Regions from separate parts of the Homo sapiens genome. Here region 2 is linked to region 1. The links are chromatin loops, found by intact Hi-C in ENCODE. Cell type or tissue: MCF 10A. All regions are shown on one strand.

What was found. Peaks named below come from ENCODE experiments on the same cell type or tissue, not always from the same donor. Only the 100,000 strongest peaks of a DNase experiment are listed, where the experiment ranks them.
Region 2: it touches region 1 in a loop (7-fold over the local background); 5 of 110 quality-filtered maps call a loop at or near these places.

The regions. Positions count from the first base shown.
Region 1 is chr1:204,054,420-204,062,419 of GRCh38, reverse strand. No RefSeq gene overlaps it. Among named protein-coding and RNA genes, the nearest start is that of SOX13, 15 kb to the left of the region's middle. In MCF 10A, no CTCF peak of the experiment used is centred here; DNase peaks (open chromatin) are centred at 3,689, 4,509 and 4,879.
Region 2 is chr1:203,885,896-203,893,895 of GRCh38, reverse strand. No RefSeq gene overlaps it. Among named protein-coding and RNA genes, the nearest start is that of SNRPE, 28 kb to the right of the region's middle. RefSeq lists an enhancer at 4,412-5,611. In MCF 10A, no CTCF peak of the experiment used is centred here; DNase peaks (open chromatin) are centred at 3,955 and 4,765.

The DNA.
Region 1 (8,000 bases):
TCTTTTGGTATTGGTTGAATACATTTTATTGTTTTAATCCCTTTAGTCTTTTTATTTTTCTGGTTTTAATGATTTTGCTTATCTCAGTCATTTTTAATCTCTGTTTTGTCTTCTAGCTACTTTATACTATTTTCTTTGATCTCATCTTATCTAGATTTATTGTTATTGTATTATCTTTTTATTCCGCATCTTTTATTTCTAACCTTTGCCTTGTCATGTCTTTGTTCTAGCTTTTAATTTCTTTTTAGCTTATTTGGTTTATTTTTAGTTCATATTATCACTTTATTGCCTGCCGCCCTCTTTTTTTAACTGTTTTTACCACCTTTTTTTTATTTCTTCTTAGTTTACTTTATCTTTTTATTGACTGTTGTATTATCTTCCATTTTTTTACTGTTTTCAATTCTCTCTGCTTATTAAACGCAGAGGCTGGAAACACAGCCCTCAGGGGAGAGCTTCAAGGCTAACCCAGGCCCTAAGTGGAGGAGGAGGCTGGCTGCCCTCTCTGCCTTCTGGAGTGGGCCCTTCCAACCACCCCTTCTAGATGCTCCATTTGCACCAAAGCTGGCCCCTCCTGTCTATAAGGATTAATCTGTGTAAGATAAGAGATCCTGGGGAAAAACTCCATCAGGAAGATAGTTATAGTGATAACCCATCTGAACTGCTGGAACAGCCTGGCTTTCTCACATCATATGCCATCAAATTGCTCTATGTGCATCTGAAATGTACCATCACTGGACATTAGACCAAACCTATAAAAAGAGCATATTACTTGTCAGGTTGGGTGTGGTAGGTACGAAATTTCACTTTGGGAAGAGCTCTCAACATATCTCTGTAGGTTTAATTTTAACAACAACAACAGGAACACAGTGGAAGGCCAGGCACGGTGGCTCATGCCTGTAATCCCAGCACTTTGGGAGGCCGAGGAGGGTGGATCACGAGGTCAAGAGATCAAGACCATCCTGGCCAACCTGGTGAAACCCCATCTCTACTAAAAATACAAAAATTAGCGGGTGTGGTGGTGCTGTAGTCCCAGCTACTCGGGAGACTGAGGCAGGAGAATCACTTGAACCCAGGAGGTGGAGGTTGCGGTGAGCCGAGATCATGCCACTGCACTCTAGCCTGGAGACAGAGCAAGATTCCATCTAAAAAGAAAAAAAAAAAAACTAAAACAAACAAACAAACAAAATACAGTGGACTGGATCCTTGCAGCACAAGTTTTTGGGAGGAGGCTCAGTGAAGTATTTTCTGGAATTCTTCTTACATCTAGCTGCCTCTCATTTATTCATTCACCTGATAAATACGTATTGGAACCCTCCTACATGCCAAAGCTCTGCTAGGCAATGAAGACAAAGTACTGACCAAAAAGTGTGAAGCTCCTTGCTATAATAAAGTTTATAGTCTATTAAAAGGATGTTTATCTATTACCAATCTTATTTGCCTTCCTTTAGGCAAGATTACAGGAGGTTCTTATGTCATAGATTGGTAATTGTCCTCAAGTATCTGTTTCTTCCTTCTAGAATAATATAAGTTTTAGCTAAGAAAATAATGATACGTTAAAAGGCTGCATATAGCCGGGTGAGGTGGCTCACACCTATAATCCCAGCACTTTGGGAGGCCAAGGCGAGTGGATGACCTGAAGTCGGGAGTTCGAGACCAGCCTGACCAACATGGAGAAATCCCATCTCTACTAAAAATACAAAATTAGCCAGCTGTGGTGGCGCATGCCTGTAATCCCAGCTACTTGGGAGGCTGAGGCAGGAGAACCCTTGAACCCGGGAGGAGAAGGTTGTGGTGAGCCAAGATCACGCCATTGCACTCCAGCCTGGGTAACAAGAGCGAAAAAAAAAAAAAAAAAGGTTGCATATCCCAGTCTCCCTTGCAGCTAAGTACAGCCATGTCCCTAGGTTCTGCCCTATAGAAACCTAAGCAGAGGGATATTTGCTTGCTGGTTTGGCCCTATAGGACCTAAACAGAGGGATGCATACTTCCCGGTTCTGCCCTATAGGACCTAAGCACAGGGATATATGCAACTTCCTGGTTATGGCCATTAAAGGAAAGGGTATATTCTGCCCATTCTCTCTTTCTCCCTTCTGCTGGCTGGAATGCAGGCATGGTGGCTGGAGCTATAGCTGGTATCCTAAGCCATGAGATGAGAAAAGGGCATTGAAAATGGGTGAGGGCCAGGCGCAGTGGCTCATGTCTGTAATCCCAGTAGTTTGGGAGGCCGAGGAGGGCGGTCACTTGAGGTCAGGAGTTCAAGACCAGTCTGGCCAACATGTCGAAATCCTGTCACTACTAAAAATACAAAAATTAGCTGGGTGTGATGGCATGCGCCTGTAGTCCCAGCTACTCAGGAGGCTGAGGCAGAAGAAATACATGAACCTGGGAGGTGGAGCTTGCAATGAGCCGAGATCGATGCCCCTACACCATTCCAGCCTGGGTGACAGAGCAAGACTCTGTCTCAAAAAAAAAAAAAAAAAAAAGAAAAAGAAAAAGAAAAGAAAGAAAGAAAAAAGAAAAGAAAAGAAAATGGGTGAGGAATCTAGGTTCCTGATACCATGGAGCCTCCAGAAAGCCCTGTAGTGCTTATTTTTGGACAATTACCTGAGAGACAAATAAACAGCTATCTTGTATAATCCACTGTGACATTGGCCTTTGTTACTGCACCTGAATCAGTTCTCTTTAACATATAGTTCTCCCTGAAAAAAATCTTATTTTATTTTGAGAGCCAAGGAGTACATGGCAATCCTTAAATCATATCCTTCTAGAAAATAATTAGATATATCCCTGCTGGGTTACTTCTGTAGGTAAGAGCCCTTCCTTGTCACCAGGGTGCATGAGGGTGGGTGATCTTCCACACTTCACAGCTGGGCCTCTGAGTCTGCACAAGCCTGCTCACTGTGTTCTGTTCTCTTCAGTCTCAGAAAAATTATCAGGGTTCTTAGTACCTGTCCAACTTTTTTTTTTTTTTTTTTTTTTTGAGACAGCCTCACTCTGTTGCCCAGGCTGGAGTGCAGTGGTGCGATCTTGGCTCACTGCAACCTTCGCCTCCCAGGTTCAAGCGATTTTCCTGCCTCAGCCTTTCGAGTAGCTGGGATTACAGACGTGCACCACCATGCCCAGCTAATTTTTGTATTTTTAGTAGAGACAGATGGGGTTTCACCATCTTGGGCAGGCTGGTCTCAAACTCCTGTTCTTATGTGATCCACCTGCCTTGACCCCCCAAAGTCCTGGGATTACAGGTATGAGTCACTTGGCTCGGCCTACAGGTTCCCACTTTAAATATATTTTTCATGACGAACTAGCTATGCAAGCTGAAGAATCTATTCTGTTAAAAGCAGGCTTTCATCAGTGAAATCTATACCAATAGCCATGTGACCCCTGCACCCCCAATCAACAACATGATTCCTTTCCAAATCTTCAATCATTGGCTTAGAACTCCAAGTTAGCCCTTAAAATGTTTACTTCCACACTGCCCAGTCACATTTTCAGGGATTTCTTCAGCTGTTGAAGGTAATTTCCAGAGCCCTGCCCCTCTGCAGACAGAGGTTGTCGTGAAAACCTGCAGATTCCTCCACTACAGAATACTCTGTTGAACCTAACACTGTGAATTTGGCCTTGCTCTTACTCAATAAGATGACAATAGCTCCTCATCCCCCACTCACCTCTGTCTTATTCATGCCTACATCCCCAGTCTCTAGAATAAGCAACAGTAAGAGTCATACTCCTGCGTAATTCCAAACTGCCAAAGGATACATCCTTCCAGAATATTTTTTTTTTTTGAGACGGAGTCTTGCCCTGTTGCCCAAACTAGAGTGCAATGGCATGATCTGGGCTCACTGCAACCTCCATCTCCCAGGTTCAAGCGATTCTCCTGCCTCAGCCTCCTGAGTAGCTCGGATTACAGGTGCGTGCCACCACACCTGGCTAATTTTTTGTATCTTAATAGAGACGGGGTTTCACCATGTTAGCCAGGCTGGTCTTGAACTCCTGACCTCATGATCCGCCTGCCTGGGCCTCCCAAAATGCTGGGATTACAGGCGTGAGCCACCTCGGCTGGCCAAAGATTTTTTGAAGTTGCCTTCTAATATATAAGATATTTCTCCCATCATGGGACTGGATTGGGTTCTCAATAAAAACTCCCATTACTTTTGTTTGTTGTTTGTTTTCTTTTCTTTTTTTCACTGCATATGTGTAGGTCTAACCATTATTTTTTATTTTAGTATATAATAGTACAATATATTTAAAGAGGACAAGATTCTAGGAAATAATTTCATTTCTAAGAATTAGGACTTTTTCCTTACAGTGCTGTGTGGAAAATGAGGCAAAGATGGATTGACCATTTAAATCTCAATGTCACTAAACTTCCAGATTATTAAAATTGTAGTCAGCCCATAAAGATATCTGTGGTAGTAAATCTCCAGGATGTCCCCCAGTAATCCCCCTCTTGGTGTTCATGTCCTTACCCTTGAGTAATCCCTTTTCATTGAGTTTGGGCTGGACTTTGTGGTTTGTGACTCACTTCTTTTTTCTTTTTTCTTTTTGAGACTTTGTGACTCACTTTTTTGTTTTTTGTTTTTTTTTTGCTTTGTTGCCCAGCCTGGAGTGCAATGGCAAGATCTCGGCTCACTGCAACCTCCGCCTGCCGGGTTCAAGCAATTCTCCTGCCTCAGCCTCCCGATTAGCTGGGATTACAGGTGCCTGCCACCACGTCCATCTAATTTTTGTATTTTTAGTAGAGACGGGGTTTCACCATGTTGGTCAGGCTGGTCCCAAACTCCTGATCTCAAGTGATCCACCCGCCTAGGCCTCCTAAAGTGCTGGGATTACAGGAGTGAGCCACTGTGCCCAGCTATGACTCACTTCTAATGAATAGAATAAGGCAGAAGTTACAATGCGGGATGAATCAGGTCATGAAATGCAGAGTGGCATTTCAATCACTTGCTGTGGGGTAAGCCGCCCACCATATCAAGCAGCTCTGTAGAAAGACCCACATGGCAAGGAACTGAGGCCTCCTGCCCACAGCCAGGTGAGTGAGCTTGGAATAAGATCCTCTAGTCCCAGACAAGTCTTTAGAGACTGCAACCCCAGCCAATAGTTTCATGAAAAACCTCATGAGAGACCCTGAACCAGAATCACTCAACTAAGCCACTCCCAAATTCCTGACCCACAGAAACTGTGTAAGATGAAAAATATTTATTATTTAAGTCACTAAGTTTTGGGGTAATTTGTTATGCAGCAATAGATAAGGAGATAATAGAAAAGGATGTCAATATCGCTAAGATAACTCTACAGGTTCTTGTTTGTTTGTTTGTTTGTTTGTTTGAGACGGAGTCTTGCTCTGTCATCCAGGCTGGAGTGCAGTGGCGCAATCTAGGCTCACTGCAACCTCTGCCTCTGGGTTCAAGTGATTCTCCTGCCTCAGCCCCTCCAAGTAGCTGGGCCTACAGGTGCACACCACCACGCCCAGCTAATTTTTGTATTTTTAGTAGAGACAGGTTTTGCCATGTTGGCCAGGCTGGTCTTGAATTCCTGACCTCAGGTGATCCGCCCACCTCGGCCTCCCAAAATGCTGGGATTACAGGCATGAGCCACCTCGCCTGGCCGATAACTCTATAGCTTCTAAATATATTTACCTTCTATGGATGGGATCAGCCACTTGCAAAATAGAAAATCAATAAATGGGAATCTGAGAGAATATTTATTCTCTGGAAAGCGTGATTGAATCATCGCATAATCTGTGTTTTCCCAATCCTCATAGCTGATGCTGGACACCGAATTAGCTAATTGATTAATTGGTGGCTGCTTATTGAGACTTGTATTGCTTTCCATTTGCCTTATTTAGACAAAGTTTTAGTAGATTCACAAAGCTCTCTCTGGAGTGAAAAAGTTACTTGCCTGGTGGACCTATTTTAAACGTCTTCTTTGAAGTCTTCCCTGAGCATCTTCTGCCCCCATCCTCATCTTCACATCATCCATCAGAGTTTGAATCACTTTCTCGGTGCTTTCATGGCATTCTGAGACTACCTCTGCTATGGCACTTGTCACTGCATTGGCTGAGAACTTGCTACTTCCCTCATTAGGATGGAAGATTTTTGAAAGCAAAGGCTGCAATTTATTCATCTTTGGTCTTAGAACAGCCTCTGGTCCGTAGTATAAGTTCAACAAATATATCTAACATGAATGAATAAGAACATATTAATGAAGAAAGGAATGAATACATGAATAAATGAATTGACCATAGATGAAAGCTAAGTGGCCGGAGGAAAACCACTTCCCCCTCTGAATTTCTGTTCACCTATAAAATGAAAGGGGTGGACAAGATTGTTTCTAAGATCCCTTTTAACTCAGACCTTCTGTGATTTATGATTGGAGATGGGAGTAGAAGCCTATGCCCTTCTATGGCCTTCAAAAAGCAATACTAGGAAGAAAATAATAAAGATAAGAGTGGAAATCAGTGAAATAATAAACAGAACAACAGTAAAGAAAATCAATGAAAGCAAAGGCTGTTTCCATGAGAAGACCAATGAAATTGATAAACCTCTAGCTAGATTGATCAACAACAAAAGAGGAAAGACAAAAATACCAATATCAGGAATGAAGGGTGGGGGGCATATCACTTCAGATTCTACAGACATGAAAAGGATTAAAAAGGAGTATTATTAACAACTTTATAGAATAAATTTGGCAACTTAGATAAAATGGACAAATTACTTGAAACACACATATTACCAGAACTGGCCCAAGAAGAAATAGAAAATCTGAATAGCCTTCTATATATTAAAGACTTGAAGCAGTTATTTTTAAAAACTGGCAAAATTCTATCAAACACTTAAAGGTGAAATAATCCTAATCATACATTAATTATTTCAGAAAACAGAGAAAGAAGGAATATTTCCCAATTAATTTTTATGAATCCAGTATTACCCTGATACCACAACCAAAGATATTATAAGGAGGCCAGGTGTGGTGGCTCATGCCTGTAATCCCAGTGCTTTGGGAGGCCGAGGTGGGTGGATCACATGAGATCAGGAGTTCGAGACCAGCCTGGCCAACATGGTGAAATCCTGTCTCCACTAAAAAACACAAAAATTAGCCAGGTGTGCTTTGGGAGGCCGAGGCGGGCAGATCACCTGAGGCTGGGAGTTCAAGACCAGCCTGATCAACATGGAGAAACCCCATCTCTACTAAAAATACAAAATTAGCCGGGCGTGGTGGCACATGCCTGTAATCCCAGCTACTCGGAAGCAGAAGAATCACTTGAACCCAGGAGAAGGAGGTTGCAATGAGCTGAGATTGTGCCATTGCACTCCAGCCTGGGCAACAAGAGCAAAACTCCATCTCAAAAAAAAAAAAAAAAAAAAAATCAGCCAGGTGTGGTGGTGCACGCCTGTGATCCCAGCTACTTGGGAGACTGAGGCAGGAGAATTGCTTGAACCTGGGAGGCAGCGGTTGCAGTGAGCTGAGATTGCGCCACTACACTCCAGCCTGGGCAACAGAACAAGACTCCATCTCAAAAAAAAAAACCCGCGATACACAAACAAATAGTATATCAAGACCAAGTGGGGTGATCTAGAAATGTGGGGCATACAGCTAATAAAGGAAGAAATGTCTTTTTTTAATTAAAAAAACTTTTTTTTTTTCTTAAATAGAGATGGGGTTTCACTATGTTGCCCAGGCTGGTCTCAAACTCCTGGGCTCGAGCAATCCTCCCGCCTTGGTCTCCCAAATTGCTGGGATTACAGGTATGAGCCACCCCTCCTGGCCAAAACTATCTGTTTTTTTTTTTTTTTTTTTTGAGACAGTCTCTCTCTATCACCCAGGCTGGAGTGCAATGGCGCGATCTCGGCTCACTGCAACCTCCGCCTCCTGAGTTCAAGCGATTCTCCTGCCTCAGCCTCCCAAGTAGCTGGGACTACAGGCACACACCACCATGCCCAGCTAATTTTTGTATTTTTAGTAGAGGTGGGGTTTCGCTATGTTGGCCAGGCTGGTCTCAA
Region 2 (8,000 bases), 170 kb after region 1:
CATTTTTCTGCTTTATTGCATGATTGATAATTTTCAACTGGATACCAGACATTGAATTTCACCTTGTTGGGTGCCAGATATTTTTGCATAATATAATAATATTCTTAAGCTTCGTCCCAGTTTCTCTCAAAACTCACATTTAAGCTTTGTTAGGTAACACCAAAGCAAGCTTAGTCTAGGACTAATTTTCTTCCACTATTAATGCAATGTTCTTCTATTTATTTTTCAGACAGGGTCTCACTCTGTTGCCCAGGCTGGAGTACAGTGGCACAATCACAGATCATTGCAGCCTTGACTTCCCTGAGTTCAGGTGATCCTTCCACCTCAGCCTCCTGAGTAGCTGTGACTACAGGTGCATGCCACCACACCTGGCTAATTTTTGTATTTTTTTGTAGAGAAAGGATTTCACCATGTTGCCCAGGCTGGTCTCCAACTCCCAGGCTCAAGTGATCTGCATGCCTTGGCCTCCCAAAGTGCTAGGATTACAGGTGTGAACCACCGTACCCGGCCTGCAATGTCCCTTTAAATATTCTATCTGACCCCTTTTGAGGTATGAGGTCTTTCCTCTGTAGCTGGCAGGAATAAAATCTTTTCCCAGTCCTTTGCAAAATGCATGAAAAGAAGTGTTTATTCTGCTTCTTTTTGATGTTTACTTCCCTTGCCTGGGTTGTTACCTCACATGTATGTGCTGGTCAACCCTCTGAAGACTTGAGGCGGAAACTCTGCACATCTCCAGTTCTCTCCTCTCCAGAACTCTTCCCTGAAAACTTTATTTCCTTGGGTTGCTGTAGATTCCCAATCCCATCTCAACTCAGGGAGACTCCCCTGTGTTCCACCCAGGTTCCTACCCACTGTACTGAGGCTTGAGAAAATCTCCTTAGATGTTAAGTTTGATGAATTGTAAGGCTCACTTCATATGGTTACCTGAGAGAACAACCACCGTCCTGGAATGCCTGGTGTCCTACTGTCTGAAATTTAATTGTTTCATATTTCTTATTCAATTTTTTTTTTTTTTGAGACGGAGCTTCACTCTTGTCACCTAGACTGGAGTGCAATGGTGCGATCTCGGCTCACCACAACCTCCGCCTCCCGGGTTCAAGTGATTCTCTTGCCTCAGCCTCCTGAGTAGCTGGGATTACAGGCATGCGCCACCTTGCCCAGCTAATTTTGTATTTTTAGTAGAGACGGGGTTTCTCCATGTTGGTCAGGCCGGTCTTGAACTCCTGACTTCAGGTGATCCACCCGCCTTAGCCTCCCAAAGTGCTGGGATTACAGGCACGAGCCACTGCACCCAGCCCCAGATTTTTACTTGTTTCTGTTAAATCTGATCCCTCTTACTCCATTTTGACTAGAAGCCTACTGTTTTATTTGTTGCAGCTATGATTACAAGCCTGTTGTGGAGGAAAGACATGAACTCCTCTATGAATTTAATGAAAGCTACTGACCACATTCCCCTCATAAATGAACATTCCTTGTTATTTTAAATGTAATTTCAGGTAGGTTCATTGGCTCCTGTATCTGGTATGAAGGGCTCATGGATCCGACACTTAGAATTCTTGTTTTTTCTTTTTCTTTTGAATTTTCTTGAGTTGGCTTTCTGTTAATTCTACCCTTCTGTTCCTTTCATTTTAGTATTTAATCACTTTGCTCATCAATTTTGTCCTTTTCTTGTTCCTCAACCATCATGTTTACCTTTTTGTCTTTTTAAGTTTTTTTTTTTTTTTTTGAGACAGGATCTCACTCTGTCCCCCACGCAGGAGTGCAGTGGTACAATCTTGGCTCACAGCAGCCTTGACCTTCCAGGCTGAAGTGATCCTCCCACCTCAGCTTCCCGAGTAGCTGGGAATACAGGCATGCACCACCACATCTGGCTAATTTTTGTATTTTTTGTAGAGACAGGCTTTTGCCATATTGCCCAGGCTGGTCTTGAACTCCTGGGCTCCATCCACCCACCTCAGCCTTCCAAAGTGCTGGGATTATAGGCATGTGGCACCATGTCTAGCCTCATGTTTACTTTTTTTTTCTTTTTTTCCAGACGGAGTTTCGCTCTTGTTGCCCAGGCTGGAGTGCAATGGCGTGATGTCGGCTCACCACAACCTCCACCTCCTGGGTTCAAGCGACTCTCCTGCCTCAGCCTCCCAAGTAGCTGGGATTACAGGCACGTGCCACCAAGCTGGGCTAATTTTGTATTTTTAGTAGAGATGGGGTTTCACTACTTCTTGTATTACACACTGAAGACAAAAAGCAGGGTCATGCAGTAATAACTGTGTAGTCAGCCCATACTTTAAATGGGACACTAGTTACTTTTAAGCAGTAAACCCTGACAATGCCCACCCTTTACCTATAACCAGTCGACCTGCATTGGCATTCCTTGTTCTCCTTTCTACAACCTAAACATTGAAAACTCTAGTCTCAGTAACTCAGATCTTCCTTTAGACAGTGAGTTGTCTGTGTTTGCAATGTTTTATTTATTTATTGTTTTTTTGAGACAGGGTTTCACTTTGTCACCCAGGGTGAAGTGCAGTGATGCAATCACAACTCACTGCGTCCTCAACCTCCCAGGTTCAAGCAATCCTCCTGCCTCAGTCTCCCTAGTAGCTGGGACTACAGGCGGTGCCACCATGCCTGGCTAATTTTTGTATTTTTTGTAGAGACAAAGTTTTGCCATGTTGCCCAGGCTGGTCTCAAACTCCTGAGCTTTAGTGATCTTCCCACTTTGGCTTCCCAAAGTGCCAGGATTACAGGCACGAGAGCTACTGTGCCCAGTCACAACATTTTGAAGCTGTGAAAACAGTGGTTTTCTTCACTCATGTCACCTACAATGTAGGCCAGTGTCGTCCAACAGAAATACAAGCCACATATGTAATTCTAAATTCCCTAATATCCACATTGGCCAGGCTCGGTGGCTTACTCCTATAATCCCAGCACTTTGGAAGGCCGAGGTGAGCAGCAGATCACTTGAAATCAGCAGTTTGAGACAAGACTAGACAACAAAGTGAGACTCCACTTCTACAAAAAAATACAAAAATTAGCCAGGTATGGTGGCATGCACCTGTAGTCCCAGCTACTCAGGAGGCTGAGGTGGGAGGATGGCTTGAGCCTGGGAGGCAGAAGTTCCAGTGAGCTGAAATCAAGCCACTGCACTCCAGCCTGGTTGACAGAGCCAGACCCTGTCTCAAAAAAGAAGCAATATCAAAAAAAAGTAATTGGTGGAATTAATTTTGTTTTACGTAATCCATTATATCTAAAATATAACTATTTCAATGTTACAAACATAAAAATTATTATTGGCTGGGTGCGGTGGCTCATGCCTGTAATCCCAGCACTTTGGGAGGCTGAGGCAGGTAGATCACTTGAGGTCGGGAGTTCGAGACCAGCCTGACCAACGTGGAGAAACCCCGTCTCTACTAAAAATACAAAATTAGCTGGGTGTGGTGGCGCATGCCTGTAATCCCAGCTACTGGGGAGGCTGAGGCAGGACAATCGCTTGAACCCGAGAGGCGGAGGTTGCAGTAAGCCGAGATCATGCCACTGCACTCCAGCCTGGGTGATAGAGCCAGACTCCATCTCAGGAAAAAAAAAAAAAAAAAAAAAAAATATATATATATATATATATATATAATATAACATATAAATATATAATAGAAATACATATAATATATAAATATATATTATGTAATATAATACTAATATAATATAATATAATATAACATATATAAATAGATATATTTGTTGACATGGAGTTTTGTTCTTGTTGCCCAGGCTGGAGTGCAATGGTGTGATCTCAGCTCATTCTGAGCAGCAATTCTGCTGCCTCAGCCTCCCGAGTAGCTGGGATTACAGGCATAAACCACAACGCCTGGCTAATTTCGTATTTTTAGTAGAGACGGGGTTTTACCACGTTGGCCAGGCTGATGTGGAACTCCTGACTTCAGGTGATCCACCCCCCTCGGCCTCCCAAAGTGCTGGGTTACAGCCGTGAGTCACCGTGCCTGGCCAAATGTCTAGTTTAAAAAGTAGACTGTCGTACACAAGTTGTTCCAAACATACTTAAAGGTTTTCTAAACCAAAAAGTACGTTCCTTAGCCTTAGCACATTTTAAGTGCTCAATAGCCACTTATGGTTAGTGACAACTATATTAAACAGCATAGGCATAGGTCCTTTATGAAGAGTTACAGAATACCTCATTTCCGTGGTGATTTTGCTTTATTCCTACACAACACACTAGCACACACACATACATATATATTAAAACATTGCCTAAATCTTTGTAAGCAGATTTCACAACAGGAAGAAGTATGTCAAAATTTCAACTCAGGAATGGACTCAACATACTGATTTTAAAAAACAGTTAAGAGGTATTTAAACCTCAAATACTAATCTCTGAAAAAAGCATAGTTGAAATTCATAGCCAAATTTTTGACATTTCCCTCTCAATAACCTGTCTCCAACAAGTCTATAATCAATTCAATCTATTTATTTTTCTCTAGGCAAAGTCATAAGACCTTTTCCCCCAGGGTATATACATTCCCAATGTCCTTCTTTTTCTAAATCTTATTTATAATACGTAATAACTATAAAAATGCTGTTATAAAATATAGATACCTGCTCATAGAAATACACTTCATGAGGTATAAAAGATGCACAAAGATGTTTACTGTGGCATAATTTGTAATAATGAAAAAGCTGAGCTTCACAAAGAAATGTATTATAAATTATGATTTGTCAACTCAATGGAATACCATGAACAAAGCTTAGAGGGCAACAGGAAATGACTATTGTAGAAAGCATGATTATGGGTGATACATTGTAAAAAACCCTGATTCCTGTCTTAACAATGGAATGGGGAAAAAAAGAAACACCCTAGAGTTAAAACAAGGTAGAAAGATTGGAGTAGAAAGTACTTTTTCTTTTCTTTAGGTGTCTCAAGGAAATTAACAATAAGAGAAGAAAATGAAATGCCCTCACTGACCTTCCCTCCAGCCTTTCCTGCTGCTAATTCCCTGAAACTGAACTCCAGCCAAGACTTCAGAAGGATCCTATACATAAATGGAATCAGGCTTCAGGTTTCCTCAAGAGTGGGTGGGAAAGTTATGTGTGGAAAGGTCTCAACTAGAAGCCAAGAAAAGATCCACTTAGCAAAAAACCATACACCTTTTCAAAAAGAATGACCCAAAAAATTATTTCTAGTCCAAAATTTTGATAAAATTTTTAAAATTCATAAGAGAAAATATGGGACTTCCCAACCCAATATTCAGGCACATGATGTGAATCTCAATAACTGCCTAAAGCAAAGATAGTAACAATGTATTATGGGACTGAGAACTAAAAGTATGACGAAAAGAGTACAAAGAGGGCTGGGCACAGTGGCTCATGCCTGTAATCTCAATACTTTGGGAGGCTGAGGCAGGAGGATCACTTGAGCCCAGGAGATTGAGACCAACCTGGAAAACACAGACCCTATCTCTACACACGCAAAAAAAAAAAAAAACCCAAAAAACAAAACAATTAGCTAGGCATGGTGGTGCATCCCTGTAGTCCTAGCTATAGGGGAGGCCAAGGCAGGAGGATCACTTGAGTCAGGAGTTCAAGGCTGCACTGAGCTATGATTGTGCCATTGCACTCCAGCCTAGGAGACAGAGCAAGATCCTGTCTCTTAAACAAACAACAACAACAACAACAAAAACGCACAATGAAGGGAGGAATTGGAGGTATAAGAGTCTCATAGCATACATGGAGTGTTAAAATACTACTGAAAGCAGACTGGGCACGGTGGCTCATGCCTGTAATCCCAACACTTTGGGAGGCCAAGGTGGGTGTATCATCTGGGGTCAGCAGTTCAAGACCAGCCTAGCCAACATGGTGAAACCCCATCTCTACCAAAAATACAAAAATTAGCTGGGCATGGTGGTGGACACCTGTAATCCCAGCTACTCCAGAGGCTGAGGCAGGAGAATCGTTTGAACCCAGGAGGCAGAAGTTGCAGTGAGTTGGATCGTGCCACTGCACTCCAGCCTGGGCGACAAAAGCAAAACTCCATCTCAAAAACAAAAACAAAAACAAAACAAAACAAAAAAAGCTACTGAAAGTAAACTGTAGTAAGAAAGATGTATACTGTAATCCCTAGGTAATCAAGTAAAAGTCTTTTAAAAAATGGAGTATAGCTAATAAGTTTAACAGTAGATATAAAATGAAATCATAAAAATCATCCAAAGGAAAACAAAAATTTTGAGGAAAAAAAGAGATGGGGATGGGACAAACAAAAAACAAGTAAGGTGATGTAAAGAACCATTAAGTATCCTTAGTTTTACCCTACTTGCAGGCTAAGCAAGCCCCCCTCCCCGCATGGTTTCATGGGTGCTAGTAGAAAACATGTGAAATGTGAGTCAGAGGACAGTTTACTACTCTTATCAAGGACAATATCCAATATATCAGCATTTTCTTACAAGTTCCCCAAATCCTAATTCTCAAAGGCAATGCAAGGATGGCCAAATGATACTCACGTGCAATGGGTTGTGTTATGAGCAGAAAAACCTTGAATTTGAGGAACCAAATTTTTTATGCGATGTCTGCTCCATGCTCTGGTGGTACACGCCTGTAATCCCACCTACTTGGGAGGCTGAGGCAGGAGAATCACTTGAACCTGGGAAGGGGAGGTTGCAGTGAGCTGAGATCACTCCACTGCCCTTCAGCCTAGGCAACACAGCGAAATTCCATCTCAAAAAAATAATAAAAATTTTTTTAAAAAATAAGGCATGTTTTCAATCAGTAACCAAAGCTTCTGCCTTAAGAAACTAGAAAAAGATCAGATTAAACCCAAATAAAGAGATACATAGAAATAATAAAGAACAGAATAGATGAAGAATGAAAGTAAAGATACCTCTACAGATCCTACAGGCATTAAAAGGATAAGGGAATATTGTGAACTACTTTGTGCCAATAAATTTAATAGCTTAGATGAAATGGACAAATCCCTTAAAAAACACAACTCCAGCTCCCCTGGGCTATTCTGGGCACACTGCCTATGGGGTACCTCTGCTCTGCAAGGAGCAATAGAATAAAAACACAACTCTCAAAGTTCACTCAAATGGAAGTAGATAACCTGGATAGTCCTAGATCTATTAAAGTAATTGAATTCATATTTAAAGCCATAAAAACAAACCATGGAGATTGGTAAACTTAGGGGGAGGGAGTTGGAGTATCTGTTTGGAATACAGAGTATTCTTATAGGGTAGTCCTGCGAGATAAGGGTGAAGGGCAGGTTGAAGGCAGATTATAGAAAACATTGAAAGTCATGCTAAGGATTTTAATTTCTATTGCACAGGCAAATGTCGTTTTCACTGTGTGCTCCCAGCACTTTAGGAGGCCGAGGTGGGCGGATCACCTGAGGTCAGGAGTTCGAGATCAACCTGGCCAACATGGCGAAACCCTGTCTGTACTAAAAATACAAAAAATTAGCTGGGCTTGGTGGCAGGCGCCTGTAATCCCAGCTACTTGGGCGACTGAGGCAGAAGAATCGCTTGAACCCGGGAGGCAGAGTTTGCAGTAAGCCAAGATCTCGCCATTGTACTCCAGCCTGGGCAACAAGAGCAAAACTCTTGTCTCAGGAAAAAAAAAAGAGAAATGTACTGCATAATCTTTTATATGTAGACTCTCTAAAAAAGTCAAATACAGATGCTCCTTGACTTATGAAGGGGTCATGTCCTAATAAAGCCATTCTAAATTGAAAATACCATAAATTGAAAATAAGGGCTGGGCACAGTGACTCACTGCTGTAATCCCAGCTACTTGGGAGGTTGAGGCAGGAGAATCGCTTGAGCCCTGGAGGTGGAGGTTGCAGTGAGCCAAGATCGCACCACTGCACTCCAGCCTACATGAAAGAGCAAGACTCCATCTCAAAAAGAAAAAAGAAAATAAGGCCAGGTGTAGTGGCTCATGCGTGTAATCCCAGCACTTTGGGAGGCGAGACAGGTGGATCACTTGAGGTCAGGAGTTTGAGA